Regions from separate parts of the Homo sapiens genome. Here region 2 is linked to region 1. A link is an interaction called in ENCODE POLR2A ChIA-PET data of the cell type or tissue named here. Cell type or tissue: GM12878. All regions are shown on one strand. Each heading gives the region's core, and the rest is flanking DNA. Links, peaks and the distances in the headings are about the cores only. Region 1 overlaps MRTFA (myocardin related transcription factor A). Region 2 has its middle 6.1 kb from the start of MRTFA.

Region 1 (5,377 bases), core at 151-5,150:
GGCCACATGTTTGCACCAACCAAAACCTGGCACTGTTGGCACTGTAGAGTGAACACAATCCAAAAAACAATATGCTATCTGTTCTCCCCTGGCTGCCTCTGCCTTACCAGTGCTGGTCATGTCTACAGGTCATCATATTAAGGAAGTTCCTGAACTTTTTTTGGTGGTCAGAGATAAAGTTGAAGGCTACAAGACAATCAAGGAGGCTGTTTTGCCACTTAAGCCTGGAGTGATACAAAAAAGGGCTATGCCTCTCAGCAAATGAGAGCTGGCAAGGGCAAAATGAGAAACCATCGTATCCAGCGCAAGGGACCCTGCATCGTCTCTAATGAAGATGATTGTATTGTCAAAGCCTTCCGAAACATTCCTAGAATTATTCTGCTTAATGTAAGCAAACTGAACATTTTGAAACTTGCTCCTGATGGGCATGTGGGACATTTCTGCATTTGGACTGAAAGTGCTTTCTAGAAGTTAGACAATTGTGTGGCACTTGGTGTAAAGCTGTTTCCTCAAGAGTAACTGCAATCTTTGCATGCACAAGATGATCAATACAGACCTTAGCAGAATCTTGAAAAGCCCAGACATCCAAAGCCCTTCAAGCACGTTGCAGGAAGATTCATCGTAGAGTCCTGGGGACAAACCTCCTGGAAAACCTGAAAATCATGTTGAAGCTAAACCCATATGCAAAGACCATGCTCTGCAACACCAGGCTTTGCCAGGCCAGCAACCACAAACTCCAGGTGGATAAGGCAGCGGCGGCGGTGGCAGCAGCAGCAGCAGCACCAGCACCAGCACCAGCAGCACCAGCAGCACCAGCAGCACTAGAGGCCAAATCAGATGAGAAAGGGGGTTGCAGTCAAGAAGCCTGTGGTAGGGAAGAAAGGAAAGAAGGTTGTTGTTTTTAAGCAGGAGAAACCTCTGGTGGGAAAAAGGGCAGCAGCTACCAACCAAGACATCAGTAGCTGAAAAAAAAACCTACCACAGAGGAAACGAAGCCTGCTGCATGAGCTTGTTGGTTTATTCCATAAAGGTCAAATAATTTTGGACAGCTTATTTTTAATAAAGACCTGATCAGTGAAAAAAACAGTGATTGCTCATGGCAGGAAGCTTTTTGAACAAATCCTTCAGAGCTTTAGTATGTAATCTCTGAATTATTCCAGGGGAATTAGGCCATATTTTCTCAGTTGGGAGAGTAAGGTATTTTCCTGAAGATTCTGAGGGCGTTTGCCATTATGAATGTGTTTTGGTAGGGTTTAACTTCTAAAATTAAGAGTAGTTGAATGGCTAGAGTGGTTTAGTGGTTAAAGAAGATTGGCATTATTCCTTTAGTAATCTTTGTATCTTCATGGTTGATGGAAATAATACAATTTGTGCTTCGCATTCCAGTGATGCCTGGTTATTGTTTGTACTGTTCTTTCTTTCCTTCTTTTTTTTTTTTTTGAAGAGCAAATGATGTATTTGTTTGGCAGATCAATAAGATTTTATTAGGTATGTAATTCAACTTGTTGTAGCTTGTTTCACTTGAGCCTAGTAAGGACTTTGATGGAGATAAAAAAAAATAATTACTCTCAACTTCCACCTACCATTTTATCAGTCTCTAGGGCAATGTTTCTCAACATTTTTGGCTGTGGTTCATCGTTCAAGATGTATTTTACATTCAGACCCAATACACACGTAAGTATATCGATATCTAAAACAAAAGTTTCATGAAATAATACTTACCCTTATTAGGTGCAGTGCAATCTGCTCGTTTCTATTTTATTCCATTTTATTTAATTGCAAGATGTTGATGTTGGCCTAGGAAATTGATTCTGTGACCTGTGTATTATGAATTGCAGTTAAAAATACTGTGTTAGGATATATGTTCATGAAATTTTAACTCAGGCTTTAAAATATATCCCAAGTCTTACTATATCTCTCTGCTCAACTATTGCCCTTGGCTAAGCCACCTTCATCTCTCTCCTAGACTTCTCCAGTAGCCTCCTAATTGCATTCTCTGCTAACTCTCATCCCCTGCCATCACCTAGCTCTGTTCTTTTAGCTGTCTAATTGATGCTTTTAAAATGTTATTCTGGTCATGTTGTCTTCACTATTACTTTCTTTCCCCCACTTTCATTTATTGTGTTAAAATACACATGAAATTTACCATCTTAATCATTTTAAGTATATAGTTCAGTGGTATTATATACATTCATAATGTTATGCAACTGTCATCACCATCCATCTCCAGAACTCTTTTCAGCTTGTGAAACGGAAACTCTACACCCATTAAACAAATAAGTCCCTATTCCCTCCTCCTCCTTCCCCCTGGAAACTACCCTTCTACTTTGTGTCTATGATTTTGACCTCTCTAGGTACCTCATATAAGTGGAATCATACAGCATATATAACTTTTTGTTATAAATTTAGCCTATGTGATTTTTAAAAAAGTTTATATAATGTTTTACATACAAGTTAAAAATTAAAGTAGTAATCATCGACCTCAGACATCTAGAACAAGTTACACCATGGAGCCTTCCTGCTCAGCAGCATTGAGGCCTGGACTGCCTTGTTTCCTCTTCCCTTCAGATCGGCAGAAGTGATGACTTCTCTGGACTTGTAATATTTTTGTTCTTTGGTAAGTGAATATGAGGAGAGACTTGACTTTTTTGTTTTCTTTTTGAGACCGAGTCTTGTTCTTTTGCCTAGGCTGGAAGTGCAGTGGTGCGATCTTGGCTCACTGCAACCTCCACCTCCCAGGTTCAAGCGATCCTACCACCGCAGACTCTCAGGTAGCTGGGACTACAGGCGTGCGCCACCACGCCCAGCTAATTTTTTGTATTTTTAGTAGAGATGGGGTTTCACTATGTTGGCTAGGCCGGTCCTAAACTCCTGACCTCAAGTGATCCACCCCCCTCAGCCTCCCAAAGTGCTGGGATTAAGGCTTGAGCCACTGTGCCCAGCTCAAGAGACTTGGCTTTTTTTTTTTTTTTTTTTGAGACAGAGTCTCACTCTTGTTGCCCAGGTTGGAGTGCAATGGTGCGATTTTGGCTCACCACAACCTCTGCCTCCTGGGTGATTCTCCTGCTACGGTCTCCCGAGTAGCTGGGATTACAGGCATGTGCCACCACACCCGGCTAATTTTGCATTTTTAGTAGAGACAGGTTTTCTCCATGTTGGTCAAGCTGGTCTCAAACTCCCAACCTCAGGTGATCCTCCTGCCTCAGCCTCCCAAAGTGCTGGGATTATAGGCGCAAGCCACCACGCCTGCCTGAGACTTAGCATTTTGAAAGACAAGATAACGTGCTGAGCCAGACAGCTCAGAATCCTCCGCATCTATTTTATTATTGGCTTTTGGAAAAGGCACTATGGTTGTATGTATGGAAAGGCTGACTTGGGAGTCATGATGTCTGGGTTTTCCTGGCTTTGCCACTTACTTATTTGGAGACCTTGGGCAAATTGCTTACAACCCTTCTGAGCTTTAGTTTCTTAGCATCGGAAACCATTGGACACTTTAGATTTCTTCAAATCCTAAAATTCAGAAATTCTATCATGTTTTTGACAAGGTTTTGAGACCTTACAAGAGTCTGTTTTTCTGTTCTGCCATCCTGATTTTTTTCCCATCTACTGTAATCTGAATGCTTAGAAGAAGGACAGTAAATTTTAATCTGTCACACTCGATTATTGTGATGAAATAATCCCAGAATTGTGATTATAAAATAGTCTGGACATACAAAGTACTATGCAGATGACAAATACTATATATACCACATGGGGATGAAAACTGGAGATGAGCACCTCGTCCTGTGCACTTTCTGTGAACTGCTCTGTGCTTATGATCTTATGATCCACCTAGAGTAGTGGTCTCCAACATTTTTGGCACCAGGGACCAGTTTCGTGGAAGAAAGTTTTTCCATGGACTGAGGCAGGGGGGCAAGGTTTTGGGATGAAGCTCTTCCACCTCAGATCATCAGGCATTAGATTCTCATAAGAAAGGTGCAACCTAGATCCCTTGTATGTGTATTTTACAGTAGGGCTTGTGCTCCTGTGAGAATCTAATGCTGCCTATGAGAATCTAATGCCACTGCTGATCTGACAGGAGGCAGAGCTCAGGCCGTAATAGTTGCTCCCCACTACTCAGTCCTGCTGTGTGGCCTGGTTCCTAACAGGCCATGGACTGGGGGTTGGGAACCCCTGACCTAGAGAGTCTTTTGATTCTGCTTTACTGTGCTTTCCTTGAATTGCAAGTCTGATTACTTGCAACATTCTCTTTGTATTATGTTTTGTGGCTTGAGTGTGCCTAATCCAGCCAGAGGTAAAGCTGGGGAATTGTCCTCTTCTTTGGTCTTGAGGCACTTCTGCAGGAAAATTTAGCTTTAGAAAAGATAAGGTTACCAAAGTTCTGACTGCCTAGTTTGTGAGCTGGGCCCCTAGTGTCATCATAGGGAGCTATGGTTTCATTATTACACATTTTGTTTTTCACTAAATATCATAGTTTTTTTCTCTGAAATGCTAATGAGCTGTCATGTGGCTATATTTGCCTTCAAGTTACTGGGAGGATTGATAGTGTCTGTTACAGGCAAAACAAAGCTCTGTTTTTTTTAATCAGGGAAGAATATTAGTAATAGAGCTCTTGTGTAGCTCTCAGGCTTTTCAGGCTCTTTCATAGCTCCATTTGTTAAAGACTTTTTACTTTATTTTGCCTCATTTGGCAAAAGACATGGATGTGCTCTAAATCTATTAGCTGCTTCACTCCAGTGAGACTCTTAGCATTGCAGTACCTGAGGGCACTGTTCAGCTCACCCCTGTGTACTCCTGGCCAGATTGCCATCAGCCTTTTTTTCATACAGAAAGAACCATAATGTGCATACTCTGTTTCTATAACATAATGAACTGAGTTCTGGGCAACTTTAATTGTAACCTTAAAGGAGCTAATGGTATTCATATGTTAGGTAGGTTTACCTTGATTTTTGAACAAACAGTGCAGTTTCCCAGGGAATCAAAGTTAGACTGCTTTACATTGTAGAGAAGGGTGTGTGTGTGTGTGTGTGTGTGTGTGTGTATGTGTGTATAAAGTTAAAACCTTCGTCTGTGGCTGTATGGAAGGAAGTAACCTTGGGAAGTTTTTTTTTAGACTATGAATAAGAGCAAATTGATGAATTTTTTTGGGAAGAGGATTAAAGCAACTCATAGGAATTCAGCACCCTGATGTATGTCATAGTGCTAAAATTTGCTTAGTGTTAAAGTCAGATAGCATAACGTAGAATTACCATTTGACTAGCAATTCTTCTCATCGTTATATACTCAAGAGAATTGAAAAAATATACCAACACAGAAACTTTTACATGAATATTCATAATAGCATTATTCATAATAGGGAAAACATGGAATAGTCCAA
Region 2 (5,377 bases), core at 175-5,174, 58 kb before region 1:
TATAATAGAGATGGGGTCTTGCTATGTTGCTCAGGCTGGTCTTGAACTCCTGGGTTCAAGCCATCCTCCCACTTCGGCCTCCCAAAATGCTGGCATTACAGGTATGGGCCACCTTGCTTGGTCACAGAGCCCTAGCATTTTAACACCTCACTTATACATTTAATTCACTTCCAAAGATATTTGCTGAGTGCTTACTACATTTGAAGAAATTGTTAGCAGTTTAAAGGTTATGGGCATATTTTTTTTTTAAATTATTGCCCTTTCTCAAGGATGCTATAATGTCTAGGGGACAGAGATATGGAAAGTGTTTACAGGGTAGAGGGGAAAAAACTCCATGCTGATTGTTCCCCTCTTGTGGGTCTTTATTTCCTCCTGGCTGGATAACAGTAGTGGTTTAATTTATCTTTCCAGCCCCACTTCACTCTCCTTCCATTCCAACTGACAAACTACCAGGTGAATCTTAAGACAGTCTGGATTCTGTTTTCCAGAACGTAATGCCTCCTTTACCATGGCGTTCTTTTTACAACAAGGCCTCAGCAAACTTTCAAACCTTATCTCTCAAACAACCCAGGTGACTCCCTTGCTCAAACATGTCCTCTGTTTTCCTTCCTCCACGTTATTACTCACAGTGTTTCCTAAGTTGGAGTGCCCCACCTCATTACTGCCTGTCAAACATAAGCTCTTTCATGTGTTGCCTCAGTGGGTTCTCCACCAGACAGGAACACTCCCTTCCTAGACCAGACCTCATTCTACTATCCTTTCAGCATTGTTCGTGTTAGCATCATTTCATGGACCCTGTTCTTGATTGTGGCAAAGCTGATCTATTTCACCTTTTTATATTTCCTCTAGTTCCTTGTATGTAGCCAACAAATGTTTATTGAATTACACCCAGGATCTTATTTATTTATTTATTTATTTATTTATTTATTGAGACAGAGTCTTATTCCATCACCCAGGTTGGAGTGCAGTGGTGCGATCTTAGCTCACTAACAGGCTCCATCTCCCAGGTTCAAGCGATTTTCCTGCCTCAGCCTCCCGAGTAGCTGGGATTACAGGCATGCACCACCACACCTGGCTAATTTTTGTATTTTTAGGAGAGATGGCATTTCACCGTGTTGGCCAGGCTGGTCTCAAACTCCTGGACTCAAGTGATCCACCTGCCTCAGCCTCCCAAAGTGCTGGGATTACAGGCGTGAGCCACTGCACCCGGCCCCAGGATCTTAATTTTAATATCCGTATCCTAGCTTTGCTAGTTTTAAGCTGTGTGATATTGAGCAAGTTACTTAACCTCTCTAAGCTTCAGTTTCCTCATGTGAAATAAGATAATGCACTTGGAATGCTTTAGCATTCTGCTTGTTACAATAGGAGCTACAGATTGTCAGAGAAAGAAAAGATCCACCTACGTTGGAGGAATATGGGAGGGCTTCCTGGAGGAAGTGGGATGTCAGCTGGGATTTGAATAGATGAAGATAAAAGAGGACATTCTAGACAAAAAAACTAATCAGAACAAAGACTTAAGAAGAAATAGGAAAGCACAGGATGTGCTGAAGACGGAGTTGATCAAGTCCTGGAAAATACTTTTGGAGAGATTCTCCATGAAGAGAAATAGAGAGGGAAAGGATGGGGGAGTAACTTTTCTCAGAGTATGAATTAACAGGTTGGAAGGAGGAAGATCAGTCTTCAGTGGTTCGCTGAAGGTTCCTGTCATTGGATTTGCCCCTTTCAGCAGCAGCAGCAGAATCAGAAGTGGTGGCCAGTGGATAGGTGACAGAATGAAATCAGCACATGTTTTCAGCAAGGTGCAAAGAAGGATGGAAATGGACAGAAGGACAACTGGCTGCTCATGATTAGCAGAGTGAGGCTTAAAGTTTTACATTTGTGTTAAAGAATTAATTATAGAGGCAGGAGAATTGCTTGAATCCGGGAGACGGAGGTTGCAGTGAGCCAAGATCCCGCCACTGCAATCCAGCCTGAGCGACAAGAGCGAGACTCCATCTCAAAAAAAAAAAAAAAAGAATTAATTATAGAAATACAAGAGTGAATTTGGCTTAGTATCAGTTTTTGGGAAAAGCTCTAGAGGGAAGGGGGTGGAAAGGATTGGTTATAAAGTCAGGTTGAGCCAAAGGGTCAGTGCAGCCACTAGATCTGCCGATGCAAATATAAAATGAAGCCAGGCACGGTGGCTCACACCTGTAATCCCAACACTTTGGGAGACCAAGGCGGGCAGATCACTGGAGGCCAGGAGTTCAAGACCAGCCTGGCCAACATGGTGAAACCCTGCTATCTACTAAAAATACAAAAAAATTAGCCAGGTGTGGTGGTACATGCCTGTAGTCCCAGCTACTCAGGAGGCTGAGGCAGGAGAATCACTTGGACCCGGGAGGCAGACGTTGCAGTGAGCCAAGATTGCACCACTGCACTCCAGCCTGGGCAATAGAACAAAACTCTGTCATAAATAAATAAATAAAAATTAAAAAAAAAGTAATAAAAAATAAATAAAATGAACCAGGCACGGTGGCTTACAATTGTAATCCCAGTGTTTGGGAGGCTGAGGTGGAAGGATCACTTGAAGCCAAGAGTTTGGGACCAGCTTGGGCAACATAACCAGGCCCTGTCTCTACAAAAAAAATTTAAAAATTAGTTGAGCAAGGTGGTGAGCATCTGTACTTCCAAGCTCCTTGGGAGGCTGAGGTGGGAAGATCGCTTGAGCCCAGGTGTTGGAGGCTGCAGTGAGCTATGATCACACCACTGCACTCTAGCCTGAGTGACAGAGTAAGACCCTGTCTCCATATACACATGCAAAAAGTATAGTTTAATAGTAGACGTAGGGAGTCAGACCGAGGAAGGCCACAGGCTCACGGTACTGTTTGGCAGTCAGGTCAGGTCATACCTGAGCACTTTACATAGTTACATTTTTGCTGCAACAATAGGAATGTGTTAGCCCACAGCGGACAACTCAAATGATGCCTCCTGAGCAGGTAAGTGCACCCATGCCCCAGCTGCTGTGAGTGTTGGCTGCTAAGGGTTCCCAGCTGCACAAAATTTCAGAGAATTGCCCTCATTTGAAGGGAGTGGCCTTGGGGACCTTAACTTCCTTAGGGCCCACAACCACTGACATAGACTAGGGGACAAAAAGCTGTCCATGCCTCAAGGTGAGTGACTGTGGTGTTGTTTCTGCCCAGAGCTCTCCTATGTGCATCAGGCCAAGGAAAGATCAGGCTGAGCCTTACTCGAGTCTCTTCCCTTCTCTGTCTTGCTCATCTTCCTCCCTTACAGGTTTTTCCTCCCTCACTAAGTCCTGTTCATTGGCTCTGTCTTACAGGCTCTGTTTCTAAGGGCCCTGACCCAAGACACCTATGAAATCAAATAGCCAGAAAAGAACTGGATCTAGGTTCTCAAACAGAGCTATCATCCGTCATGGCCTTTATGCGTATTTCAGCTGTGATTGTTTGGTTTTGTGTTGGCTTTATTCTCCCTGTGGTCCTCACTGTTAATGCCAGGTGTACAGCCAGACAGTTCAGCAACCCTCCTGTAGAGAAAACTCCATCCCAGTAGTTGTTTTTTTTAAGATGGAGTTTTGCTTTTGTTTCCCAGGCTGGAGTGCAATGGCATGATCTTGGCTCACTGCAGCCTCTGCCTCCCAGGTTCAAGCGATTCTCCTGCCTCAGCCTCCCAGGTTCAAGCGATTCTCCTGCCTTAGCCTCCCAAGTAGCTGGGATTACAGGCGCGAGCCACAACAGCCAGCTGTATTTAGTAGAGACGGGGTTTTACCATATTGGTCAGACTGGTCTTGAACTCCTGACCTCAGGTGATCCCCCCGCCTCCCAAATTGCTGGGATTACAGGCATGTGCCACTGCTCTCGGCCCCATCCCAGTAGTTCTAACAAGATGCCAGGACTCACGCTAACTGGACTGTCTTGATCACATGTCTTTCCCTAAATCAATCACTACAAATGATGGCAGGCAAGGGTTGGAGTGCTTTCATTGGTTAGGACTGGGCCATGTGATCCCCCCCACCCCCCAACCCCAAGGTGAGTAGTGAGTCATATTCCCAAGGCAGCTACAGGGATAGACAGTGGGGCGGAGTGGTTCTGTTACCAGCAAGGCCTCCTGATCTAGACCTCAAGAGAGGGTTCTTGGATCTCGTGCAAGAAAGAATTTGAGGCGAATTCATAGAGTTAAGTGAGAGCAAGTTTATTAGAGAAGTAAGGAAACAAGAGGCCAGGTGCAGTGGCTCAGGCCCGTAATCCCAGCACTTTCGGAGGCTGAGTCGGGGTGCAGATCACTTGAGGCCAGGAGTTCTAGACCAGCCTGGCCAATATGGTGAAAGCCCCTCTCTACCAAAAATACAAAAATTAGCCAGGTGTGGTGGCACGCACCTGTAGTCTCAGCTACTCTGGAGGCTGAGGGAGGAGAATCGCTTGAACCTGGGAGGCAGAGGTTGCAGTGAACTGAGATTGTGCCACTGCACTCCAGCCTGGGTGACAGGGCAAGACTCTGTGTCAAAAAAAGGAAAAAAAAAAAAAGAGATACAAAAGAATGGCCACTCCATAGGCAGAGCAGTGGCATGGGCCACTCAGCTGCTTATACTTATTGTCACTTCTCGATTATATGCTAAGCAAGGGATGGATTATTCATGAATTTTCTGGGAAAGGGGTGGGCAATCCCTGGAACTGGAACTGAGGTTTCCTCCCATTTTTAGACCAGAGAGGGTAACCTCTGGACATTTCCATGGTATCTGTAAACTGTCACGGCACTGGTGGGAGTGCCTTTTAGCATGCTAATGCATTATAAATAGTGTATAATGAGCAGTGAGGATGACCAGAGGTCACTTTTCTTACCATCTTGGCTTTGGTGGGTTTTGTCCGGCTTCTTTACCATAACATATTTTATTAGCAAGGTCCTTGTATCTTGTGCTGACCTATCTCATCCTGTGACTTAGAATGCCTAATCTCCTGGAAATGCAACTCAGTAGGTCTCAGCCTTATTTTACCCAGCCCCTATTTAAGATGGAGTCCTGGTTCGAACGCCTCTGACAGTTCCCCAGAGGAAAGTGGAGTTCTCTTACCAAAAGAAAGAGAATGTTTACAGGGAAGGACACAAATAACACATGTCGCCAATAGATCCTGAAGGATGTCCGCATGAAGTCATTAGGACATGAAGTCACTGAGGCCTGATGGCAAGAAAAAGGGACTTATTCCCTACTGTTTTGTGGAGATGGGTCGAGGGTGTGGGAAAGAGGGTGAAGTGGGATTAGACATGTTTGGTGAAGCTTTAGAGGATAACATTAGGATCTAGGGTCAGAGATAATGTTATTCCTTTTTTTTTTCAGAGTTACCCAGGCTGGAGTGGGGTCAGAGATTAGAGGGAGGCAGAC

Evidence for each region. ChIA-PET counts read pairs that join two places held together with the same protein. Peaks named below come from ENCODE experiments on the same cell type or tissue, not always from the same donor. Only the 100,000 strongest peaks of a DNase experiment are listed, where the experiment ranks them.
Region 2: POLR2A ChIA-PET joins it to region 1 with 5 read pairs; 16 of 35 experiments call an interaction of 5 or more read pairs at or near these places.

What each region holds. Positions count from the first base shown.
Region 1 is chr22:40,582,330-40,587,706 of GRCh38, reverse strand. The region is part of intron 2 of MRTFA (myocardin related transcription factor A); the gene reads left to right. It also overlaps the pseudogene RPL4P6. Among named protein-coding and RNA genes, the nearest start is that of MRTFA, 52 kb to the left of the region's middle. In GM12878, for the core only: no CTCF peak of the experiment used is centred there; no DNase peak of the experiment used is centred there; H3K4me3 peaks cover 658 bases; H3K27ac peaks cover 2,567 bases.
Region 2 is chr22:40,640,088-40,645,464 of GRCh38, reverse strand. No RefSeq gene overlaps it. Among named protein-coding and RNA genes, the nearest start is that of MRTFA, 6.1 kb to the right of the region's middle. In GM12878, for the core only: no CTCF peak of the experiment used is centred there; no DNase peak of the experiment used is centred there.